2 separate regions of the Homo sapiens genome follow, and region 1 is linked to region 2. A link is a loop called in an ENCODE intact Hi-C map of the cell type or tissue named here. Cell type or tissue: heart left ventricle. All regions are shown on one strand. Links, peaks and the distances in the headings refer to the core of each region. The heading gives the core; the rest is flanking DNA.

Region 1 (9,044 bases), core at 3,985-8,984, 360 kb before region 2:
TTTTTTTAAAAAAACTTTTTTTGGGTCACAATCTGTTTTTAAATCTATAGTAATAGAGTCCCCAAGTTTCAGCAAAGTACATGGGTGCATTGTATAAAGAATGCATTTCCACCCTCTGTTATGGCTAGGTTGGCTGTATGACCAAATTGTGGCCAATGGCATATAAATGGGAGCTGTACGTGCAGCTGCCATGAAATGTCTTAAAGGAGTGGTAGGCCCTTCTTGTTCCCTTGGTTTGCAGTTTACCTGCCAGTTTGGGTGCATGGTACAGGTCTAAGATGCCTGCAGCCCTCTTGGACCACCATATGGAATCTACAAGTTCAAGATGATCTAGTGCAATAGAATGAGAGACAAGGATCCTGAGCCCTGACATCATGGAGCCACCACTCCAGCTCTGGACCAATTATCTATATTTGCAGATAAATAAATCAACTTCAATTTTGTTTAACTCTTTTACATTTGTTTCCTGAAGTGTAGCCACAGTTTGCCTGTAATTGTTTACTGACTACTATTCTAGTTGATTCCCAAAGGCATTCCGCTTTCCTTTTACATGGGTCTTCCAGGTGACAATAGAGGAGTGAGGGAGGAAAACAAGTTGGAAGATAGTAGCAATGCCTCATTATCTGAAAATGCTGCTGAAGAGGTATCTGTGACTTCTAGGTACTAAGAGTCAAGGAGGCAGGACTACATTTTCCTTTATCTTATAACCCTACAGTAGTACTAAGAAGGACTGCTCTAGGAAACAAGACAACTAAGTGTGGGGTTGTAAGTTCCTAAAGACTTTTCCACCTTATAATCCTGCTCTAGAGAATTATGTTCAGTTTTCAGTCTCACGTAAGTATTTTAAATGCAATATTTATGTGTGTGTATTAGAATATTAAACTAATGTTTCCTAGCCAGATAATAATAGCTATACAAACATTAGTTCAACTATTTCAAAAACCATAATAGAAATTGTACACTTAACCCATGGAAAGGCTGATCAGGGTAAATGTGTGTCTCATTTATCTGTTGTCTGTCTATTCACATACACGTTTGGCTGTATTGATAGCAACTTAACTGTTAGAATTTGTGATTTGAATCAGTCAGATAGTCTTTACAGTCTTTGAACAATTTTTAAAAAGGGAAAATGAATTTTGACTTTACAAATCAGTTTGGCGCAGAATATACATTCCTCTCATCTGCACATGGCACATACTCTAAGGTTGACCACATGCTCAACCATAACGCAATTCTCAACAAATTGCAAAAAACTGGAATAATACCAGCCACACTCTAGTACTACAGCACAATAAAAATAGAAATCAATACCCAGAAGATCTCTTAAAACTATAAATTACATGGAAATTAAACAGCCTGCTCCTGGGTGATGTTTGGGTAAACAATGAAATTAAGGCAGAAATCAAAAAAGTCTTTCAAACTAATGAAAACAAAGATACAACATATCAGAATCTCTGGAACACAGTTAAAGCAGGGGTAAGAAGAAAGTTTATAGTGCTAAACGCCTACATCAAGAAGTTAGAAAGATCTCAAATGAACAACCTAACATCACACCTACAGGAACTAGAAAAACGAGCAAATCAACTCCAGAACTAGCAAAAGAAAAGAAATGACCAAAATTGAGCAGACTGAATGAAATCGAGATGCAAAATCCATACAAAAGATCAATGAAACCAAAAGTTGTTTCTTTGGAAGAATAAGATTTAAAGACTATTAGATTAATAAGGAAAAAGAAGATCCAAATAAACACAATCAGAAATGACAAATATGACATTACCATTGACCTTACAGAAAAAAAAAATACCCAGACACTATTATGAACTCCTCTGTGCACACAAACTAGAAAACCTGGAAGAAATGGGTAAATTCCCAGAAACATATAACCTCTCAAGAATGAACTAGGAAGAAATTGAAATCCTGAACACACCAATAATGGGATCCAAGTTGAATCAGTACTAAAAAACCTACCAACAAGAAAAACCTGTGGACCAGATGGATTTACAGCCGAATTCTACCAGATGTATAAAGAAGAGCTGTCAATAATCCTACTGAAATTATTCCAGAAAAATCAAGGAGGAGGGACTCCTTACTAACCCCTGAGGGTCAGCATCAGTCTGATATCGAAACCTGGCAGAGACACAGCAAAAAAACAAAACTTCAGCCGGGCGCAGTGACCCACGCCTGTAATCCCAGCACTCTGGGAGGCCGAGGCGGGCGGATCACGAAGTCAGGAGATCGAGACCATCCTGGCTAACACGGTGAAACCCCGTGTCCACTAAAAATACAAAAAAATTAGTCGGGCGTGGTGGCGGGCGCCTGTAGTCCCAGCTACTCGGAGGCTGAGGTAGGAGAATGGCCTGAACCCGGAAGGCGGAGCTTTCAGTCAGCCGAGATCCAGGCACTGCACTCCAGCCTGGGCGACAGAGCAGGACTCCGTCTCAAAAAAAAAAAAAAGAGAAAACTAAAGGCCAACATCCCTGATGACTACAGACACAAAAGTCCTTAGCAAAATACTAACAAATCAAATCCAGCAACACCAAAAAGCTAATCCACCATAACCAATAGGCTTTATTTCTGGGATGCAAGGTTGGTTCAAAATATGCAAATTACACATAAAAACTACAATGAGATATCATCTCACCCCAGTTAAAATGGCTTACATTCAAAAGACAGGCAATAACAAATGCTGGCAAGGGTGTGGAGAAAAGGGAAACCTCGTACACTGTTGGTAGGAATGTAAATTAGTACAACTACTATGGAGAATAGCTTGGAGGTTCCTGAAAAAAAAAAAAAAAAAAAAAACACAAAACAACAAAAACTAAAAACAGAGCTACCATATCATCCAGGAATCCCACTAGTGGGTAAATACCCACAAGAAAGGAAATTAGTATATCAAAGGGATGGCTTCACCCCCATGTTTATTGCAGCAGTGTTCACAATGCTGGCCCAAAGATAGTGCTAGATGCTTCATGCCAGTTAGATCCCTAGAGCAATGTTAGGAATATTAATCAACACCAGCTTTTCTAGGTCTTTAAAGAAGGGATACTGATGAAATCCTTTGTGGGGAGTAGAGGGAGAAGATTCTATTATAAATAGCACAAGAATATAAATAATTATCAAACTCGTGAAATAATCAATATGATGTTTAATAATTGTAAACTTTCAGGGAGAAGTGTTAGGAATGGAGTTGGGATAATAAAGTGTATATAAGATGTTCATTCATTTAAAAAAATTATTTATTATATGTATATGTGCCTGGCAACCTTTCTAGACTCTACTGATGCTGTGAGGAACAAAAAAGACAAAGACCCTGCCCACTGGACCTTATTTTCTAGTAGGGAGGGGAGACAGGCAGTAAGTTTGAACAAACTCATCAGTAATGTAAGGTAGTGATTAAATATTGTGAGGAAAAATAAAAATTCTGGCCACTAGATGGTGCTCATTGCTTTCTTAATTTCTTTCACTTACCCAGTTCATTCAACTGGGTAGGGATGCTGACTGCATGTTGCTCTATTAAAGTTGTGTTTGGGGCCAGGTGCAGTGGCTCATAACTGTAATCCCAGCACTTTGGGAAGCCGAAGTGGGAGGATCGCTTGAGCCCAGGAGTTCAAGATCAGCCTGGGCAACATAGCCAGGGCTCATATCTATTATTATTATTATTATTATTATTATTTTGAAGTTGTGTTTGGGTCAAAGTAATAGGTTCTTTCTTTTCCCGTCTCCCTTCTCCCAATTTTGATTTGTTTAAATTTGTTTTTTATTTTTTAGAGACAGGGTCTCATTGCTGTGTTGCCTAGGCTGGAGTGCAGTGGTGGGATCATAGCTCATGGCAGCCTCGAACTCCTGGGCTCAAGCAGTCCTCCTGCCTCAGCCTTCCAAAGTGCTGAGATTACATGCGTATGCCACCATGCTCAGCTTCCTTAGAGATTTCCAAGGATTTTTTTTGTTTTGTTTTTTGTTTTGTTTTTGTTTTTCTTAAGAGGCAGGTCTTGCTCTGTTGCCCAGGCTGGTCTCGACTTCCTGGCCTTATGCAATCCTCCCTCCTTAGCTTCTCGAGTACCTGGGACTATAGGCACACACTACCATGCCCTACTGGATTTCTCTCTTTCTTTCCTCCCTCCCTCCCTCCTTCCCTCCCTTCCTTCCTTCGTTCCTTCCTTCCTTCCTTCCTTTCCTTCTTTTCTTTCTCTCTTTCTTTCTTTTCTCTAATTAACTGATAAGGTGAAATAGGGCTAAGACATACTAAAGAGCTGTGTGAACTATCTTGTTATAGGGGGATTAGATTAACTCCTTCCTAAATCATAGATGTGCTCTCCCCTCAATTTCCTGGGTATTTAATTTTCTTTCATTTGTTTAATATATGTATTCAGCATAGACTTTAAGCTCTTTAAGAGAGAAACACAACCATGTTTCCTAGTCCTTGGCGGAGAATCTTGTAGATAACAACTATCTTGAATGAATAAATTCCTCTAGCCTAAGCAATTGCTGTTTTCTATGTAGTCTTACCTAACTTCCTAAAAGGACTGTTTTAGAGTTAGACTGGGGGGGAAATCTATATAATAAAACATGGGAGAACATTAAAGTTAGTCTTTGTTAAGGCTAACTCTAGAAAGAAGGTCTTGAGCCTTCTTTTCTATTGTGAGTAGAAGGAGCATTATAAGAACTACAGGGTGATGGAATCTAAGGAGATACAGGAATTGTGATCCATCCTGACAGTCTCTTGGTCTTAGAGTAGTTTTAATATACAGATCCTGTTCATGCTTTGTTAGATTTATATCTATTTGTTTCCTTTTTTTGTAGCTATTGTAAATAGTATCATTTTTAAAATTTTGGTTTCCAGTTTTTCTTTGCTTATATATAGAAACTGTTGAAGGTTGATTTTTGTGTGCTGACCTTGTATCTTTTGACTGTATTAAATTCATTTATTAGTTCTAAGAGTTTTATTGTAGATTACCTGGGATTTTCTACATAGGCAATAATGTTGCCTGCAAATAAGGACAGTTTTATTTGATGCTTTCTGATCTATATGCCTTTTATATCCTTTTCTTCCCAAATTGCACTAACACTTCCATTGTACTAACAATTCCGATGTAATGTTGAATGGGAGTGGTGAGAGTGAACATTCTTGTGTTGTTCCTAGATCTGAGGGGCAAAAGATTCAGTGTTTCATCAAGTATGATGTTAGCTGTAGAGTTTTTGCAGATGCCCTTGATCGGTTTGAAGAAGTTCATTTCCACTCCTATTTGCTGAGTTTTCATATGAATGACTGTCATATTTTATCAAGCTTTTTCTTTATCTATTTATATAACCATGTGATTTTTTTTCCTTCTTTAGACTTTTAGTGTGGTGAATTACACTAGTTGATTTTTGAACTGCTTTACATCCACAGGATGAATCCCACTTGATTGGTGTGCATTATTTTTCTATATTGCTGGATTTGATTTGTTAATAGTTTGTAGAGGATTTTTGCATCTATGTTTATGAGGGATAATGGTCTGTAGTTTACTTTTGTACTGTATTTGTTTAATTTTGTTATCAGGATGATGCTGTGCTCATAGAATGAATTGGGAAATGTTCCCTTTTATATTTTCTGAAAGAAATTATTAAGAATTGGAATTATTTAAAAAATGCTTAGTAAGGTTTGCCAGTCAAGAGGAACTATCTGGATGTGGAGATTTGTTTTTCAGATTCTTAACTTTTTTACTCCATTTCAGTTTCTTTAGAAATTATATGACAGTTCAGGTTATCTATTTTAACTTGGGTGAGTTTTAGTTGCTTGTTTGTGCTTTTTTCAGAAATTAGTCCATTTGAGTTGCAGAAGTTATACACATAGAGTTGTCAGAATGTTGAAATGTTGATTTTTAGTTTTACTATTTAATGCATCAAAGATTAAAAGTATTTCTTAAATCTTGATGTTTTTTAAAATTTTTTTGGTAGAAACACTTTATTTGGCTTTGTTGATTCTTGAGCCTGGTCATTTGTAAGACTGATTGGACAGGTTTCACTGAGGGATTTCTGCCTTTTTTTTTCTTTTTTTTTGTCAGGATCTCAGTGTTTGATGTGCTCCTTCCCTGTGGATCAGAGGAGCTTGTATTTCCTTTCACTAAACTCAGAGAAGGAAAACTAGCAACTTATTACTTAAACAAGAGAAGAAATACTTCTGTAAACTGAAAATATTTTTGGCACAGAGACACATACCATACAGGCCAGCAATTTTAGGCCTTAAGCTATGGTAGCTTCAGCAAACAGGAAATGAATAAGGGAAACCTGAAGCACCTTGTCATACAGATAGTGAGAAGGCTACAGGGTCATTCCAAAAGGATTCCAGAGCCAACTTATTCAGGCTCCCAATGGCCAGTACTCCTGGTTGTAGATCCAGGAACAATGCAAGAAAATCATAGCATTGCATTGCCATTTTCTTGTCATTGTTGCACTCAATGACACTCTCAGACCTACTATGTCAGAAAGTCAGAGGAAGGGTAGGGGCCAGGGAATCTTTATACTTAATAAGGTGATTTTAATGCATATCAGGATTGAGGAGCACTGGTGAAAGCAACATGCCTCCTTGGACAGTGAGCTTTATTTGATTCCTGGAGATATTAAAGAAAAGCACTAAATCAGAAGTCAGATGATATGGATTTGGGTCAGGACATTGATGCTACCAAACTAAGGAGGAAGTAACTTAATTTTGCTGAGTTTATAGTAGCCTTGAATGATCTTTTGTATTTCAGTGGTGTCAGGTTTAATACCTCCTGTTTTGTTTGTTAGTGAAGTTATTTGGATTTTCTCTCTTCTTTTCTTAGTTAATCTTGCTAATGGTCTATCAATGTTATTTTTCTTTTCAAAGAACCAGCTTTTTGTTTCATTTATCTTTTGTAGTTTTTTTCAATTTCATTTATTTCTCTGATCTTGGTTATTTCCTTTCTTCTGGTGGGTTTGGGTTTGGGTTTGGTTTGTTCTTGTTTCTCTAGTTCTTTGAGGTGTGAACTTAGATTGTCTGTTTGTGCACTTTCAGACTTTTTGATGTAGGTGTTTAGGGCTATGAACTTTCTTCTTAGCACTGCCTTTGCTGTATCCCAGAGGTTTTGATAGGTTGTGTCATTATTGTCATTCAGTTTGAAGAATTTTTTAATTTCCATCTTGATTTTGTTTTTGACCCAATGCTCATTCAGGAGCAGGTTATTTAATTTCCATGTATTTGCATGGTTTTGAAGATTCCCTTTGGAGTTGATTTCCAGTTTTATTCCACTGTGGTCCGATAGTGTGTTTGATATAATTTTAATTTTCTTAAATTTATTGAGGCTCATTTTATGGCCTATCATGTGGTCCATTTTGGAGAAAGTTCCATGCACGGTTGAATAGAATGTGTATTGTGAGGTTGTTGGAAGAAATTTTCTGTATGTATCTGTTAAGTCCATTTGTTCCAAAGTATAGTTAATCCATTGTTTATTTGTTGATTTTCTGTCTTAATGACCTGTCTAGTGTTGTCAGTGGAGTATTGAAGTCCTCCAGCATTATTGTATTGCAGTCTATCTCATTTCTTAGGTCTATTAGTAATTATTTTATAAATTTGGGAGCTCCAGTGTTAGGTGCATATATGTTTAGGATTGTGATATTTTCCTGTTGGACAAGCCTTTTATCATTATATAATGTCCCTCTTTGTCTCTTTTAACCACTGTTGCTTTAAAGTTTGTTTTGTCTGATATAAGAATAGTTACCTCTGGTCGCTTTTGGTGTCCATTTGCATGAAATGGCTTTTTCCACCCATTTACTTTAACTTTATGTGAGTCCTTATGTGTTCGGTGAGTCTCCTGAAGACAGTGGATAGTTGATTGGTGAGTTCTTATCTGTTCTGCAGTTCTGTATCTTTTAAGTGGAGCATTTAGGTGATTTACATTCAATGTTAGTATTGAAATGTGAGGTAATCCTTGCGTTCATCGTACTCTTTGTTGCCTGTGTACTTTGTTATTTTTTTGTTTTTGTTTTTTGCTTTTGCTTTTTACCTTGTATTTTTGTTTTGTAGGTCCTGTATGATTTATGCTTTAAAGAGGTTCTGTTTTGGTGTGTTTCCAGGCTTCGTTTCAAGATTTAGACCTCCTTTTAGCAGTTCTTATAGTGGTGGCTTGGTAATGGTGAATTCTCTCAGCAATTTTGTCTGAAAATGACTGTTTCTTTCCTTTACGTTTGATGCTTAGTTTTGCTGGAAACAGAATTCTTGGCTGATAATTGTTTTGTTTGAAGAGGCTAAAGATAGGGCCGCATTGCCTTCTGGCTTGTACGGTTTCTGCTGAGAAATCTGCTAGGTTAGTCTGATATGTTTTCCTTTATAGGTTACCTGGTGCTTCTGTCTCACAGCTCTTAAGATTTTTTTCCTTCATCTTAACTTTGGATAACCTGATGACAATGTGCCTAGGTGAAGATCTTTTTGTGATGAATTTCCCAGGTATTCTTTGTGCTTCTTATATTTGCATGTGTAGGTCTCTAGCTAGGTTGGGGAAGTTTTCCTCAATTATTCCCCCAAATATGTTTTCCAAGCTTTTAGAATTCTCTTCTTCCCCAGGAACACCCATTATTCTTAGGTTTGGTCATTTAACATGATCCCAGACTTCTTGGAGGATTTGTTCATATTTTCGTATTCTTTTTTCTTTGTCTTTGTTGGATTGGGTTAATTCAAAGACCTTGTCTTTGAGCTCTGAATTTCTTTCTTGTACTTGTTCAATTCTGTTGCTGAGACTTTCCAAAGCATTTTGCATTTCTAAAAGCGTGTCCAAAGTTTCCTGAATTGTGGATTGTTTTCCTTTAAGCTGTCTATTTCATTGAATATTTATCCCTTCACTTCTTGTATCATTTTTTTGGATTTCCTTGCATTGGGCTTCACCTTTCTCTGGTCCTTCCCTGATTAGCTTAGTAACTAACCTCCTGAATTCTTTTTCAGATAAATCGGGATTTCTTCTTGGTTTGGATCCATTGCTGGTGAACCAGGATGATTTTTGGGGGGTGTTGAAGGGCCTTGTTTTGTCATATAACCAGAGTTGGTTTTCTGG
Region 2 (9,044 bases), core at 2,748-7,747:
ATGTGATTATAATCACTGATAGTCATGATTCTTTGTGATGTTCCCATTGTCCGGAATTTGTCTGCAGCGAGTGTCTGTAAGCTAGCTTCTGTCCCTTTTTCATGTGATCCTGTTAATCTCTGAGTGCGCTTTTGCTTCTTGTCACAGGAATATGTCACAGCCACACCTTGTGTTTTCTCCCTATTCCTGGAACCTGAGATTTCTCCAAGGAGCACTGCTTTGTTTTCTTTTTCTTAAAGTGGGTAAAAATTATTTGCAAACAAAAATATAGATGCTGGATTTACTCATTAATATTAGAGTGCTATTTCTTCAAGAATCTTTTAGTGGTCTAAACCAATATCTATATCTATACCCACATAGATATAGATGTAATTTTATTTTTCAACTCAAATTTATAAGGTTTCTTCTTCTTTTATTTTTCTATTTGTATTTTAAACATATAAAAACCAAAATACATGAGGAAAAATTTAGATGTTTTTTCCTGCTGCAGCAAGGAAGAATGCAACCATAGAGAACCATAGGGCATCCAAAAGTGGGGAGGTAGAAAGGATACAGGGGTTTGGGGTTAAAATAGGATGATCTTGGCAGGAACTGGTCAGAATTTATAAACTAAGTGAGTTACTGCCACAGTCAGGAGTTTCACCTTTAGAAATCATGGGTTCCTGATGAGTTGTTAGATCAGTAGACCTGTCTGCTCTTCAAGAAGCTATGTAGCTGAATGAGCTGGTGTTAAAAAAAGTTTGAGCTTGGCCAATTTGTTTTGCATGCTATGATTTGGTGCAGTTTATTTGTTTTGTGAACCGCAGAACAGTTTTGCAAGTTAAGGTTTTTATTTCAATTATCAATTTCCCCTACCTGCAAACAAGAATATTTATTTATCTATTTATTTTATAAACAGTTTCACTGAGGTATAACTGACATATTTTAAATGCATTAATTTATTATATATAATTTAATGAGTTGCATACACTTAAAAAATTGTCACCACAATCAAGGTAATAGATATACCCATCCCCTCCAAGTTTCCTCATGCCTGTTTGTTGTTGCTGTTGCTATTTGCTTATGTTTTGTAACAGCATGTAACATGGATCTAGCCTCTTAGCACATTTTCAAGTGTATAATACAGTATTTTTAACTATAGCTATGCCCTATGGTTCTTATGTTGTACAGTGGATCTCTAGAATTTACTTATCTTTATGACTGAAACCTTATACCCATTGAATATACTCCCCATTTCCCTCCCCCCGAACTCTTGGCAATCAGCATTCTATTCTCTGCTTTTATGAGTCTATTTTAGATTCCACATATAAGTGAGGTCATGCAATTTTTGTCCTCTGTAACTGGCTTTATTTTTTTAGCATAATGTCCTTCAGGTTTATCCATGTTGTTTCAAATGACAGAACACACTTGTTTTTTAAAGTTGAATAATTCTCTCTCTCTCACAGACACACACACACATACACCAAATTTTCTTTATCTATTTATCTGTTGATGGACATTTGTGTTTTCTCATATCTTGGCCATTGTGAATAATGCTACAGTGAACATGGGAGTGCAGATATTTCTTTAAGATTCTGATTTTTATTCTTTTGAATATATTCCTAGTAGTGGTATTGCTGGATCATGTAGTAGGTAATTTTTTGGGAAACCTCCATACTGTTTTGCAGCGTTGCCTCACCATTTCACATTCTCAACAGTGTAAAAGGATTCCGGTTTCTCTATATCCTTATCAATGCTCATCTATTTTTTTGTAATAGCCATCCTAACAGGTAGGAGGTGATATATCACTATTGTTTTGATTTGCATTTCTCTGATTATTAGTAATGTTGAGAACCTTTTCAATATATTTTCAAAATATTGTATTTTATTTCTGAGCTCTCTATTCTGTTTCATTCATCTATGTGTCTATTTTTATGCCAGTTCCATACTGTCTTAATTACTGTAGATTTGTTATACATTTTGAAATCAGTAAGTGTGATGCCTCCAGCTTTGTTCTTCATTCTCAGGTCACTTTGACTATTCTGGGTGTTTTGTGCTAAGCTCCTGGCTTGACTTCATGGACCATCCAATATATGCAACCCCATAATTAACACATTTTCTAGTTTCCCTATCTAAAGCTTTAGACATCTTGGGGCTTTGCTGATCCTGGAGAGACTGACCCTCCCTGGGCTTGCCAGTTCTTAGAGATACTACAGGATTCTCCTGCAAGTGTGCCTTTCATATGCAAACCAACCAACCTGGAGCCCACACCCCGCCACTTTCTCTGTTGGCTCTCATTCTCTGGGCCACTATCCATCTGCCCTACTCACCGAAAGGCCAAATATCAAAAGTAAGAACAATCCCTCTGCCCCAGAGCCCACTGAAATTATTCCAGCTAGCCAGTCCTAAACCTGCTTGCCCTGCTAGTTCTAGTTCACAGTTGCTCTCGACATTTACTCCAGTTCTTTGCCTCCTTGACTGCAATTGGAACCACCTGGAGGTGGGGCGAGGCTTTAAAAAAACACTCACACTCACCCTCAACTCTAGACTTACTAAATCAGAGTCTCTGGTGATGGATCAGAGCTCAAGTTTTTAAGGAGAACCTCAATTGATGTTTATGTGCAGCAAGTATTAAGAATCACTGGTTTAGTCTTATAACATCTAAAGGAGGCCTCCTACTAGACTCTTTACTTTAGACAAGCTCTGGTCTTTGACTTTTGGCCTCTTCATAAATGCCTTCCAAACTGAAGGTCACATTCCCTTGGTTGGCAAATGCTATTAGAAAAAAAACAGCTTCAATACTCCACTTAACTCTTTGGGCGTTCACCTTCCCTTGGAATTTGGTCTTTAAGATCATTCATGACAAATTAGTCAATTTTTAATATTGCTTTTGAAAATATTAAACATTTTTGAATCCAGAATTTTCCTTTTTTTTTGAGATGGAGTCTCGCTCTGTCGCCCAGGCTGGAGTGCAGTGGCACAATCTCGGCTCACTGCAAGCTCTGCCTCCCAGGTTCACACCATTCTCCTGCCTCAGTCTCCTGAGGAGCTGGGACTACAGGTGCCCGCCACCACACCCGGCTAATTTTTTTGTATTTCTAGTAGAGAGAGACAGGGTTTCCCCCTGTTAGCCAGGATGGTCTTGATCTCCTGACCTCGTGATCCGCCCGCCTCGGCCTCCCAAAGTGCTGGGATTACAGGAGTGAGCCACCGCACCTGGCCCAGAATTTTACATTTTTAACACAAGTCTTTGTCTGAATAGAGTATTCAGATTAGTCTACCACACTCCCCAAATCCTCAGCCTAAGTTATTGCCAAAACTCATGTCTGCTCATTCTGCCACTTGCTTCTGTTCTCAAATCCATTTAGCAGTGCAGCCATGGTAGACAGTCCCAGCATGCTGCTATGTCCTCTGTAGAGAGTCTTTCTCCTTTTCTCACTCAGATGTTTCTCCAAGCTGTGAAAGGGTGTCTATTTTGCCCAAGGGCAGCTTGTGAATTCAAAATAGTTAAAGTCCCTGGGGATAAGACTCAACCAATGGAAACTGTGGGTTGTTGGATAAATAGTCCACATCAAGGGTCCCAAACCCCCAGAGCATGGTCTGTTAGAAACTGGGCCACACAGGAGGTGAGTAGGGAGAGAGCACTAAGGCCTGAGACCTGCCTCCTGTCAGATCAGCAGCAGCATTAGATTCTCATAGGAGCTTGTACACTGTTATGCACTGCACATTCCACCTTCTATGTCCATGTATGCAGATTTTTTAGCTTCCACTTATGAGTAAGAATGTGGTATTTGACTTTCGGTTTCTGAGTTGTTTCACCTAAGATAATGAACTCCAGTTCCATCCATGTTGCTGTAAAAGACATGGTTCATTCTTTTTTTAAACCAGTAATATCTTTAGCTCTCTCTCTTTCTCTCTCTCTCTTCTGTGTGTGTGTGTGCATGTGTGAACACATTTAAAATATCAAAAGTTCTTCACTAACAAAAGACCCCAGAACTCAAGAATTCCCACTAAGAGAAAAATGCTTAAAATATTCTTGGTTTCTAAGGCTTTGCTTATGTGACTACTGTAGATTTCCTGTTTTTCTTGTGTGCCTAGGAAACTAAAGCCACCTGGGAACGGTATCAAGAAGAAAGCCTGTGAAGCCTTCTAAGATGGGAAAGACAAAAGAAAGCTGGCAGGATTGTGCTTGCTAAGGTGTGACTGTGCAGTATCTGTGGCTTTTTCTGACCTCCTCCCACCCCTGCACCCAACACCCATCCTCAAACTCACATCGGATGATTCAGGCATGGCTCTGCTAACACTTTATTAAAAGCATGGATTAATTTTACTTCCAAGTTTATTTTTACTGCACCATCCCATTTGTGGAAACAACTAGCTTACTCAGCTTTTTTTTCCTTTTATAAAGGAAAGAACAGAAAAGTAAAAGGAGGAAAGAAAACAAGAGGTGAGTGAGGCAACTGAAAACTGTTCTTGGACCTGCGGTGCTATAGAGCAGGTATGTTCACTTTCTTTTAAATGCAACTTAGTTCCTAACTCAAGACTTGGTTTCTGATTCAGAGTGGTAACTGAGGAATGGGCAGGAAGGGCAGGGTGCCTGCTGCCTGGCCTGCAGGAGTCTGTGGCTGGCTTTAGTTCTGGGGAAGCTCAGCTTCTCCACTTGAACCAGTGACAGCCGGGCACGCCGCGTCCCCCTGGATGTGCTGTTCCCTGATCATCAACTCAGGACAGCAGTGAGTGGCCTGGAATGAGCCCTGGTGGGCGCCTGCCTGGCTATCTCTCTCAGGTCCTGCGGCAAGCCCCAGAATGCAGAGAACAAGGAGCTTCCAGGCAATTATACCGGAAGGGAGAGTTTCTTGTCTATCTTTCTAGTGGTCACACTTAGGAAAGCTTCAGAATAAGAGCTCTATAAATCTCTATGTAGAAATAAACTTAGGCCCCACATCACTGGTCTTTATTACTTAAAAATAATTATATAGTCCAAACTCTGTGTGTGCGTGTGTGTGTGTGTGTGTGTATGTGTGTGTGGGGAGGGGGTGGGGGAGGAGGGGGGTGTTAGTTTCCCATAGGAACATCAGAGTCTCTTGTAGCTCTTGCTAAACAGATGGATACTTAGGCCTGGGAATCTGGGTTTGAACAATCCTCTCAGTTGATTCTTTAAAAAAAAAAAAGATGAAGAATAGACACTATGTTTAAAATAAAAAAGATTTTTTTAAAAACCACCATGTCCCATGGTGGTTTGCTGCACCTATCAATCCGTCATCTAGGTTTTAAGCCCCGCATGCATTAGGTATTTGTCCTAATGCTCTCCCTCCCCTTGCCCTCCACCCACTGACAGGCCCCAGTGTGTGAGTTTCCCACCCCCACCCCCAGCGCCAACCCCCCGCCGCCCGTGTCCACATGTTCTCATTGTTCAACTCCCACTTACCAGTTAGAACACGCAGTTTTTGGTTTTCTGTTCCTGTGTTAGTTTGCTGAGAATGGGATCTAATTAAAGAGCTTCTGCACAGCAAAAGAAACTATCATCAGAGTGATCAGGTGATTCTTATGTACATCAGAGTGTGAAAACCAGTCCTGAATAGGATTGAACAGCTGTATTTCATTTAGTAGAAGTTAAAAGGTCTGTGGTTCCCACACAGCTAAGAAACCAGAGACCTGGTTTATATAAAGTTGTTTGCAGGAGCAGCCACATCTTCCTAGAGCTGCCTTTATTGTTCACTTTAAAGAAGGGACTGTACAGTTGCAGTCACTGTAATGTGATGAACACGTTACACATCACATTACAATGCATTTCACTGTGGAAATCAGGACCTCGTGTTTGATCTCCATTTTCCTTACTCCCCTCAGTGAAGAATCAGACAAGAGCAGGTTGTACAGCAACAGCGTGCTTGAACTTTACAGTTTTGCTTCCGTGAAAAATTTATTTGTAGTTTTTGTTTCTTAGTAACTTATAGTTTGTATATTTTGTTGAAATATATAATCTAATGGACCAATTGTTATTGTAATTATTGTAGTAACCTCCATTTAATTCAACATTTACTGAAATCCTATTGTGTGGTGCATGCTATGCAAAGATATAAACTTATAATGTCTCGTTTTATTATCAAAACACCCTCCAGGTTGGATGTATGATTTAACTCACAGACCCCTATAATTAACAGGCTCAGCTAGCTTGACCTCCTTGGTCAAGGCCACATAAGTAGTGAATGATAGAGCTGGTATTTTTGGTGGCATTAGATGCATCTTGAGTGTCTGACATATCAATTCTAAACTGAGTATTTGAGGCATTTGAAGACAATATTATGTTTACATTTTTCTAATTATAAGGAAATACAGGTATCATAGAAAACCATTTTAATATAATGGCAATAAAAATGTGCCAGGAGACCTACAGAATAATTGTACTTTCAATACTAAATTTATGGAATTAAACTTCACCTCTAAAAATATTACAATTAAATCCCATATGCCTTTCACCTCGATTCACCCAAAAGTGACATTGACTTTATCTCTCAAAAAGAAATCTCTCTAACTTATCTATTAATATGTATGTACATAATTTCTCTCTCTCTCTAGATATCTATAATTTATCTCCATAAATAATATGCAATATTATATGTATTGTTATTCTTATTCTTTTTCTTATTCTTGTCTGTGGGAGTAAATTGCAGAGAACCTGACCCTTCTAGGCTACGTATTTCAGCCTGTACTTGAATTCTTTAGATTCTGGACATTCTCCTGCTTCCCTTTTGGAAAGATAGCCTGTATTCTCTAGAGTTTTCTCATCCCATAGTGGATCCTTTCCCTTCTCCCTTCTATTCCCATCACTCTTCCAAACCTGTAGATAAAAGACAAACATATAAGGTCACACTGATGCATTAGAGAACAAGTTTCAGTATATGATGATCATTAAAAAGTTACTGCAGGTTGTCGATCAAAAACCTTATAGCATAACCACTGTCTTTGAGGTAGGTTATTTTGACAGATAAGTGGTTGCAGTAGCATAACACAGAGGAATAGGTTGCCCGATTATCCAGGCTTTTGTCTTTTACTCTCTTTTTTGTTGGTAAAATATACATAATAAAATTACTATTTTACTAATTAAGAAAATACTTCGGTGACATTAGTTGTGCAGCTATCTCCAGAACTTCATCATTGTAAACTGAGACTCTCTACCTTTAAACAATGATTCTGCATTCCCTCCTCCCCCAGCCCATGGTAGCTACACTTCTACTTTCTGTCTCAATGTATCTGATTATTCTAGTACCTCATACAATATTTGTTCTTTTGCGCCTGGCATATTTCACTTGGCATAATGTCTTCAAGGTGATCCATGTTGTAGCATGTGTCATAATTTCCTACATTTTTATGGCTGAATAATAGCTGATTGTAGGTATATACAACATTTTGTTCATCTATTCATCTGTTTAGAGTCATTTGAGCTGTTTTCATCTTTTGGCTATTGTGCATAATGCTGCCATAAACATTGATGTACAAATATCTGTGTGAGTCCCTGCCTTTAATTTTTTGGAGTGTATATGTAGAAGTAGAATAGCTTGATCAAATGTTAATTGTATGTTTGGTTTTCCAAGGGACCATCATACTGTTTTCATAGTGACAGTACCAGTTTGCATTCCATGAACAGTGCACACAGGTTCCAAATCCTCAACATCCTAGCTAACACCTGTTTTCAGTTTTGAAGTTTTGGGCTTTTTAAAAAAAATAACAGTCCTAATGGGTGGGTCTAACATGTACCTCATTGTAGTTTTGATTTTCATTTACCTAGTGATTAATGATGTTGAGCATGTTTTCATGTGCTTATTGGCCATTTCTTCTTTGGATAAACGTCTAGTCTACTCTATCCATTTTTGAATTTTTATTTTTGGCTATTGTTGCTATTGAGTTTTAGGAGTTCTTTATGTGTTCTATCAGAAACATGATTTGCAAATATTTTCTCCCTTTCCATAGATTGCCTTTTTACTCTGTTGATAGTGTTCTTTGATGCACAAAAGTTTTTAATTATGATGAAGTGTGGTGTATCTAATTTTTTTCACTTGTTTCCAGTGGTTTTGATATCATACACAAGAAATCATTGTGTATGACATACCAGAAATCCAAGGTAGGCAGAACAGAAACCAGAACAGGTAGCTCCCAGTCAGGTTAGTGTGTTACAAATAAGGTCTTCTTTGCTCCCTCCACTTCAAGGGAGAGAACTGGGAAGTGAAAAACCACCTCCTCCAAACTAAGACTATGTCACTGAGTGGAGTGGGCAGAACTGGCAAACAAAATGCCATGAAATCGCCTACCATTTTGAATATGCCTTTTAAAAATATTGGACATTTGCCTGGTTGCTATAGACTTATGACTGTTTTCCAGAGCTCCTATAAGATCATTTTAGCCATTTTTTTAAAGTTGTTTTGTGATGTCTCCAAGGAGAGAAAGACTTAGAACTTCCTAGCCTGCTATTTTAATCAATTGTCCAGGTTTGTAAGCCGGGTTCTATGATTTCTGCATTCATCCTTTGTAAGACTCGTGATATCATTTGTGTATTTGTGGCTATAATAATCTACAACTTGCAGATTTTTGTGTCAGTGGGGTTGGATACTTAAGGCATGCATCACAGGACTTGGAGTATTAGTGGGCCCCCTATTATGGTAACAATTACTTGGATTTTAATAGTACTACTGAAGTAAAACTTTAAAGAAGATAATGTTCCATGTTTCATCACTTAATATCATTACAGACTTGGGAGAGTGATAAAAGAAGCCTTGTGCAGTCAGCTAATGCTAGATTACATGTTGTCCAGTAGAAACACAGAAGTCTCATTAGTCCTATGTTGATGGGTGCTTGGGAAACACTGAGACAGAGAATGACAATGTAACGTTATTTCTACTGGGAGGCTCTTCTAGGTTGGCAGTTGCCATGGAATCTGGACCCAAAATGTTGGCCCCCGTTTGCCTGGTGGAAAATAACAATGAGCAGCTATTGGTGAACCAGCAAGCTATACAGATTCTTGAAAAGATTTCTCAGCCAGTGGTGGTGGTGGCCATTGTAGGACTGTACCG

What was found. Peaks named below come from ENCODE experiments on the same cell type or tissue, not always from the same donor. Only the 100,000 strongest peaks of a DNase experiment are listed, where the experiment ranks them.
Region 1: a loop joins it to region 2, with 5 times the contacts of the local background. A loop is called at or near these places in 97 of 110 quality-filtered maps.

Annotation. Positions count from the first base shown.
Region 1 is chr1:88,995,451-89,004,494 of GRCh38, forward strand. LOC124904215 (a long non-coding RNA gene) reads left to right here. Exons shown (of 2, transcript XR_007066212.1): 2 at 272-448. Among named protein-coding and RNA genes, the nearest start is that of RBMXL1, 7.3 kb to the left of the region's middle. In heart left ventricle, for the core only: no CTCF peak of the experiment used is centred there; no DNase peak of the experiment used is centred there.
Region 2 is chr1:89,359,651-89,368,694 of GRCh38, forward strand. GBP6 (guanylate binding protein family member 6) reads left to right here and starts at 4,409. Exons shown (of 11, transcript NM_198460.3): 1 at 4,409-4,477; 2 at 8,879-9,044. The coding sequence starts at 8,902. In heart left ventricle, for the core only: no CTCF peak of the experiment used is centred there; a DNase peak (open chromatin) is centred at 4,661.